Linked DNA regions of Homo sapiens: region 2 is linked to region 1. Evidence: read pairs that join two places in POLR2A ChIA-PET (ENCODE). Cell type or tissue: MCF 10A. All regions are shown on one strand. Links, peaks and the distances in the headings refer to the core of each region. The heading gives the core; the rest is flanking DNA.

Region 1 (4,413 bases), core at 205-4,204:
AGACATGCCCTTACCTTAAAACTTTAGTCCCATAACCTCCATAAATTTTTTCCTAAAATTGCGTCTTTCTTCTCTGAAATGTTGTAGCACTGATAATCCCTGACACCTGAAATGCTATAATAAAAGTTGGCTTTAGGGAAAAGTTACAGAGTTCACATTTAGCCATGTTGAATTTGAAATGCTTGGAGACATCCTAGTAGATATTTCTAATATTACCCTTGCATTTTAGGAGCAAACAAGGGAATCTGCATAGTTCAGGTTGTGCTAAAGCTAGAAAAAGAAATCTCCTAAATATTTATAAGCACAGGCATGCCCTCATATGCTTTACGGGTTTGAATTCACACTACTATTATAATTAGGAAAAACGCAGACTGATAAATAAATTTAAAGTTGTCTACGGTTGATACTGCACCTGCTGCCTTGCAAAGGTAATAACATATTTGCAAAAGAAGAGATACTTCATCAATCCAAGATGTTGATTTTCCGAGATAGACCCACCAAGGATGGGCTTATAGTTCAGAATTATAAGACACATAAGGAAAAAAGACACATTAGCAAAAGTTTCCAGAAAACCTACCAACAGCATTAGAACCTAAGAACTATAGATTACGGAATTATTGGAAGTAAAATATTTATGAATGTTAAAAGGTGTATCAAAACATGACAGAAGAACAAAACATCAGAAAAATACAGCAGAGTAGGTTATGTTTATAAATCTAACGTAAGAAGCTCAGAAATTGTTACTTGTGTCTTTACAACAAGAAAACACATGAAAAAACTGAGTTGCACACTTGAGAGAACTGAGGTGGCAGGATAAAGTCACCTCAAAATCTCAAGATAAAAGCAAATACAGAGAATTACAACAAGACCAGGTTACCTGGAAGAGATATCTCTAGAACTATAAATGGGACACTAATGGAAAAATATACAATATGCAAGAATAGATGAATAATGTAAACAGAGAGATGGAAACTCTAAGAAGGAATCAAAGGGAAATACTAGAATATAAAAGCACTGTAAGGGAAATAAAAAATGACTTTGATGGGCTCCTCACTTGACTAGGCATGGCCAAGAAAAGAATCAATGAGCTTGAAGATTTGTCAATATAAACATATTAAACTAATAAGCAAAAGGAGGAAAAAATGGGAAAAATGCTTATAATAGAATATCCAAGAACTGTGGGACAGTTTCAAAGAGGGTAATATATGAGTGACTGGAACATCAGAAGCAGAAATAGAGACTAGAACAGAAGAAATACTTGATGTAATAATAGCTGAGACATTTCCAAATGGAATTAAGACACTGAACCAAGATCCAGGAAGCTCAAGAAGACTGAGCCGGATACATACCAAAAATCTAAACCTAGGTATACTACATTCATACTGCAGCAAACCACAAAACAAAAATTAAATCCTAAAAGCAGCTATGGTCAGGAAGAAATTGCCTTACTTCCAGTGGAACAAGGACAATAATTAGAGTGGACTTTTCATCAGAAACCATGCAAGCAAGAAGAAAGTAGAGTTGAGTATGTTTAGTGTTCAAAGGAAAAACAACAAAATACACCAACCTAGAATTTTATATCCAACAAAATTATCCTTTAAGAGTGAATGAGAAATAAAGACTTTCTCAGACAAACTAAAATCAAGAGAATGCATTGCCAGCAGAACTACCATGCAAAATAACATTAAAAGAAATTTTTCAGGGGAGGAAGAAACTCAGGCCTACGTGAATAAAAGAAGAGCAATAGAGAAAGAATTCATGAAGGCAGTATAAAATTTTATCTTATTCTTAACTGATCTCATAGATTAATATGGATAAGTGAAATGAATGACAACAACGTTAAAGGGGATGGGAGGGCAGAATTGAGAATCATCTTTTGTATGTTATCTCCACTACCCATGAAGCAGTATAGTGTTATTTGAAGGTGTACTTAGATTAGTTATAAATGTATATTATAAGTTCTAGGAAATCATGGTTTTCTTAAAATAAGGCATATTTGGTAAAAATTGAACTTCTTAGAAGTGAACAATGTATTTGAAATATATCACAGAAATTAGAAACTAAATGGATGAGTTGAAAAAAGAAAAAAAGATTTGACACAGGTTAAAATATTTGAAGATATTCTGAAGATATAGCATAGAGGTCTGGAAAGTTGAAAAACATGAGAGAGATGTTGGACAGAATGCAGGCTGTGGCAGGGTCCAGGCTTTGCCTCTGGGGAAGGTTACACAACCTGTGGTTTAGGATGTGATCATATTTAAGAACACAAGAATTGTACAAATAGTTCCTGGGCCCTTCTGGCTGCAAAACAAATAAAAAGACAAGGCCAGGCCAGCTGAACAGATCTGAGTAGGCCCATAAATAAAGCCTTGCATACTTTGATGATAAAATCACTCAATCAAAAATTATATAGTATTAACTATACAATCATATATCTGGTAAAAATGGAAAAGTGTAGAATAATTAGAAAATACATATAAACTCATGTTATTATAGTAAAGTAACTAACATCTTCATCATGACTCCATTATGGGTTCAGCTGTATTATATCGGCAATATTTCCATCCTTCCATTTTATGACCAAGAACATGGGGTGACTGAAATGAACTATTTCTAACATAGATGAACGCATAGTATGGCAATAATTTTATGATGAAGTTCTATTTATAAGTGATCACAAAGAGCAAACAAGAAAAACATGAATGTATCAATGGGCACGTTGATGTATTTTTGTAGATTAATGCTATACTATGAATATCAAATATTTTAAAGTGCTTTGTAAGGATTTGAACTGGTACAAGAATATTAGGGAATCCAGTACTATGAAAGAGAGAAAGAAAATATGTAAAAATTTAAACAATATTTCTTTAGCCAGGCACAGTCTTCTCTGTTCTTCCATAGAAGAAAAAAACTAAGACCAGCCTATCTATCCATCAGCTGAACTCTCTAGATCACGTTACCATGATATGCTTCTGGAGAAATGACATTTGCTGGTTTGTTTTATTATCACTTCTAATTATATCTCAATCATTGTGCATTTTTAATTATATCTGAAAAAATGTATTCTCCAAAATAATACTAGAGACCTGAACTACATAATCTGCAGCAAACTTTTAAGTTAGCTTTTACATCATTTCTGTCTTAATATTTTATAGCTGAGAAGAAAAATTAGTATTTATCTCTGTGTTTGGCTCTTAAAGTGTGTTCAATTAAATGAAATGTTTGGTAAGAATGATTGCTGACTTCAAATAAATATCTTCCTCCTGCCATATTTATAAAGATATTCTTTTAAATAAATTTCTAATGATTGTTTTTATTATAGACTTCATTATCCAGAAAATGCTTAGGAGGCATTAATAGAAAAATATTTAAAAAACTGTTTTATTTACATCTGTTCATGGATTCTAGTGTATAGGTATCTGATCTATATTAGTGAGCTCTATAGACTTAAAGGATGAACCTAGTATATGGATGGGTCATGTACTTCAAGTAATGCTCAAGATATCACTTGAATGCATGATCTGTGAAAACAACCTTCCTAAAATCAAGTTGAAGAAACCCTGAATCTGGAAGTAGTGTGTAACACAACAGGAGATAAGATGGTAGACTCTGGGGTATGGTGGATTATTTTTTGGAGGAGATACTTTTGATAAAATATTTTTTGAGATGGCTTTTTATATTAAAAAATGAAAATATACTACTGACTACTGCCAGAGAACATAGTCTGAATTTGAGACAGTGAATCATACATATTTTCTTTCCAATGTACTGAAATTCATCTAGATTTTCTAAAGTTAATTCCATCATTTAAAGATAAATAGCTAATGCACGTGGGGCTTAATACCTAGGTGATGGGTTGATAGGTGCAGCAAACCATCATGGCACACGTTTACCTATGTAACAAACCTGCACTTCCTGCACAGGTATCCCAGAACTTTAAGTTAAATTAATAAATAAAATTACCAGTTAAATCTGAAGTTCAAAAAATTAATGCCAGCTCATGATGAATTCTAAGTAAGCAGACATGAGTAGAAGAAACACCGAGATTTTACCACACTGTAACAGTTTTTTTTCAGTGGCTTGGGAAACCCCAGTAGAGGAGAAAATAACTATTGTTAACAGACCTGGTTAAATATTTCAAAAAAACTAATGAATGAAATGATAATTGGGGCCACCTCCCATATGTTTCCTATGAGCAAAGGTAATCATTATTGACCATAAATTCATATTAAATAAACAAATATCAACCATATTGAAGTCTAAAGATTCTGTGGGTGCCACAAAATTAGCCAAGATGACTCACAGTGGCCCTTGACAAATAGGCTTGAATCAAAGAAACCAGGCATGTAAATGATAACATTTTAAAGAACGAAATGGAGAGTGGTCTAGACTACATATCTCCATTTTCTCTAA
Region 2 (4,413 bases), core at 293-4,292, 130 kb before region 1:
GGCTAAAATAGGAATTCTAGTCTACTGACTTCAGACCTGGTGTTTTTCCCACAGTGTAATGCTACGATGAGAACCAGGGTACTTTCTTTGGAGAATACCAAGTCACCAAAATTAGGAATTATACTTACAATCAACAGTGGGGAAAGAGATGACATTTTTGTTTTTCTTGTTTAGGAAAATGTAAGCTTGAAACATCCAATAGAAAATCCCTAAAAACTTCCCTGAAGACCACTTGGGTAAACATCACACATGGGAATCAATCAGGTCAACAGCAAAAGATGAATCTGTGAGCCAGCATTTCAGTCAAACCCCTGGAGGAGAATTTGGATTCCTTTGGCTCTTCGCATTAGTCACTCCAGGAGAGCAATTCACATCCCATAAATCACATTCAGACTGTGACTTGTAGGGTTGTCTAAAACTGTATTTACCCATCTTATTCCATGTGCCAGAATTAAAGAAAATCTGAGACCATCAGTGTGATAGGTATGTCTACCTGGGCCTGCTTATGTAAATAGTGAATGCAAGATGCATACATTTGTAACATGAGGATTGCATAATTGATCTGGTAATATGCTCAATTTGAGCAAACCAGATTATTTAGTTCCCTGTATCATCACAGGAATAAAGAAATGTGTCTATCAATAATATAAAGGAACATGTCAATGTTACTTTTAAACACAAGTATGGCATAAATACAAACCAATGTTGTTAAGATTCAAAATAAATGTTTGAATTACCACAGTTCTCTTAGATACACTGTCCTTTTTACAACTGCGTTTATGTCCAACTTTTTTCCCAGTATTATATATTTGTATAAGATTAAAATAAAAAGTTCTTCTAGGTATTTACATGCTATCATTTTTTCTCATTCTTATCCATGGGTATCTACTATTTAAAGCTCAATCTCTAAACCTATGAAACATAATAAGTGTAATCACTTGTTATATCTAGTCTGATTCCTGCTTTTCTCTGAAGAAAACCAACAGAATTCTTAGGCTGAAACTAAGTTTGTCAGACCTAGAATCAAATCAACTTATTTATTTTTCCAGAATCTGTTTTTATGGACTATTGATGCCAGAATACCTGAATTTCTTTCCTATATTTAGAAGAATATTATATAAAATAGCTTCAAATAGCATTTTGACTATATAATCAGAATTGTCACACTTACTTGTTAAGGCATTTGATAATATTCACTCAGCTTCTCCTAGCAGTTTACAATGTCCTGAGAGAAAGAAAAGAATAATCACAGTTCACTAGTTTTTCCTATAAATGCACAAGAATGGCTATGTGTGTGCAGGCAAGCAATCATCACAAACATAATCCACCGAAGACAATAGTAAGAAGAGATTCTGTGCTCAGTGCACACGAAAGGAAAGCGGAAAAAGGTGAACAGTGAAAATGAGAGGAGAGAAAAACAAGACCACTTTTTCCGTCTAATCACTTTTCCTGTATAGCTATGCAACTTTTTAGCCTACTTGCAATTCTTTACAGCCTTTCCTATATGATTTAATAAAAACAAGAAGTATCTCCAGCATGTAGTTGTCTATGGAGATAGATGTTTACCTGGCAGTTTCACTCTGATTTCTTTAAAAGAGACATTTTCTTAGTGCTCTTTTGCATTTCAGTTTCAGGAAATTGCCTTATTTCATGTGGCGGCTATTTGCCGTATGAGACCTGATGATAACACGATGACATGTTTTTCCCCTGCATGTCCACTGAAAGCAAATGTGATGAGTCCCATCCTGGGAAAGGCTTTGACTTCATTCCCTAAAATGTGCTTTGCACAGGCTGATCATTTGGGTGAATGATGACACAAAAATTCCATAAAAATTAAATGTTTGCTCAGGAAAAGTAAGAATGGAGAGTGAAATTTTATAAAGGATTTTAGTAAAAAACTGGTTTTGATTAATGAGATGTTTATGAATTCATTTATTCAAAAATATTTCTGAATGCCTTTCATGTTCTAGGCACTGTATTTTTCTGGTAACAAGTAAGTGAATAAAGTACATATAACCACTGCCCTGAGCTCAAAATTAAATCTAGCAGTCAGTTAATAAACAAGTAAATAAATACAAATTTAAAATTTATATTACAGTACAATTATATTTGATGAGGTTTTTTTGATAGGGTCTTGCTCTGTCTCTCAGGCTGCAGTGCAGTGTTGCAAGCACAGCTCACTGCAGCCTTGAGCTCCCAAGCTCAAGCGATCCTCCCACCTCAGCCTCCCACGTAGCTGGGACCACAGGCATGCACCAACAGGCCTGGCTACTTTTTCTTTTTTGTAGAGATGGGGTCTAGCTATCTTGGTCAGGGGCTGGGGTCAAACTTCTGTCCTCCAGCAATTCTCCCGACTCAGCCTTCCAAAGTGCTGGATTACAGTCATAAACCGCGCTTCTATTCAGAAAGTGTGGTCCTGGAAATTCCCCCAAGTGGGTTGGTATTTAAACTAGGACTCAGTGAGATGACTAAACCACCATGTGAAAATTGGGCAATATCATTCTAGGGCAAGGAAATACCATGAGCATAAATCTGGAGATAACCAAAGCTTAGCCTAAATATGGACAAGGGCCAGTGTGCTGAGAGAGAGGGAGAACTGCAGTTGGAGAATGTCATTTGGATTATGTAGAGCCTTGTAATTTATAGTAAGGTTTTTGAAATTTATACAAAACATGGATGGGTATGGAAATTATATTTCTTCATCACTAATTAGTATTTTTCCATTATTCAATACAAATTATTGAATAAAATATTATATTATTTAGTACAAACAAATAGATATTTCCTTTTATCCTGAAAAAATATGATTTCAGACCATGGAAAAGTAAGTATTGTGACAGGACTGACATGCTGAAGAATGTGGTGATGACTATGAAATGATATGGACTAAGATTAAGGAGTGGAAACAGGTTTAGATCTCGATTCATGTTTAATTTTTTAACATGATTATGTTGAACATCAATGGATTAGAAAATAAATCCTGGACTTATTAATGTATCATGATATAATGTATTACATGCTCGATGATAAAATCGTATGAGAAGCAGGATTCAGGAATTGATAATGTAGCAGAGATGGAATGGGTTTCTAATTTGGAGCTCTATACTTTGAAAAGAAGACGAAATAAGTAGAAACAAAATATTATGAATATAGCGCAACATATATGTGTCAAGAATGTTGATATGAAGAGCTGTACCATGAAATGTCTCAAATTAGGTAAAGCATTTACTAGAGTACTGAGGCGAAAGGCATGCAAGATGGGTCAATATTGTGGATAAATAAGAGTTTTCATCAAAAGCATGTTTCCAGTTATTTGTTTGCCCTCCTTTCAAAATGTTTTATTTATTTTTTAACCATTTTTCCTTCATGTCTTCCTATCCCTCAGGCTCTTTGTTTCTGAGTTCTTCCAGGAGTGTTCTAACATATCTTCACGCAGTAGTTGTTCACACAGTAGTTCGCTATTTATTATTTATTATTATTTTTGTGAGGCAGAGTCTCGCTCTGTCACCCAGGCTGGAGTGCAGTGGTGCGATCTCCGCTCACTGCAAGCTCCACCTCCCGGGTTCACGCCATTCTCCTGCCTCAGCCTCCTGAGTAGCTGGGACCACAGGAACCCGCCACCACGCCCGGCTAATTTTTTGTATTTTTAGTACAGATGGGGTTTCACCGTGTTAGCCAGGATGGCCTCGATCTCCTGACCTCATGATCTGCCCACCTCGGCCTCTCAAAGTGCTGGGATTATAGGTGTGAGCCACCGAGCCCAGCTGGTATGTCACTTCTGATATTAAGTTACAAAACATTGCACCTTCTATCTTGGTTGTTTGCTTGTTCTCTCCTGGATCACTTGCTCAGGGGAGAGTCAGCTACCATGACATGGGTAGCCCTATAAGTAGGGTCTACATAGTGAGGAACTGAGGACTCCAGCTAAGCCATATGAATGACCTTGGTAGCAGATCCCCAAACCCTAATCGAGGCTTCAGATGACCACAGTTCTGGCCACCACCTTGATGGCAACCTCATGGGAGAGCCAGAACTAGAACAACCCAGCTAAACAGCTAAACTGCTACTGGATTCTTGATTTTTATAAACTGTGTTAATTTGTAATGTTTTAAGCTGCTAATTTGGGGGAATTTTTTAGAAAACATCAATAGATAGCTCATGCAATCCCTAACATGTAGAATAATAAATAATTTTCTGTGTGTTAGAAAAGATTTCTATACCTAGAAAAGATTCTCAATAACGGCTTAAAATGTTTAATAAATAAAGTACAAACTAACTTTTTAAGCTATTCACCAAGAGCTATTTTCTTTTAGCTTAAAATATAGCTCCTCTCTCTGGAGAGCCCAAATTATGTTTAAGTATTTTTTTTTTGCAAGTTAGTAAGGATCTTCATTTGAAAGTATTCAATGCACA

What was found. ChIA-PET counts read pairs that join two places held together with the same protein. Peaks named below come from ENCODE experiments on the same cell type or tissue, not always from the same donor. Only the 100,000 strongest peaks of a DNase experiment are listed, where the experiment ranks them.
Region 2: POLR2A ChIA-PET joins it to region 1 with 7 read pairs; 1 of 35 experiments calls an interaction of 5 or more read pairs at or near these places.

The regions. Positions count from the first base shown.
Region 1 is chr16:76,778,583-76,782,995 of GRCh38, reverse strand. No RefSeq gene overlaps it. Among named protein-coding and RNA genes, the nearest start is that of MIR4719, 88 kb to the left of the region's middle. In MCF 10A, for the core only: no CTCF peak of the experiment used is centred there; a DNase peak (open chromatin) is centred at 2,255.
Region 2 is chr16:76,909,167-76,913,579 of GRCh38, reverse strand. It overlaps the pseudogene LOC100128497. Among named protein-coding and RNA genes, the nearest start is that of MIR4719, 42 kb to the right of the region's middle. In MCF 10A, for the core only: no CTCF peak of the experiment used is centred there; a DNase peak (open chromatin) is centred at 2,469.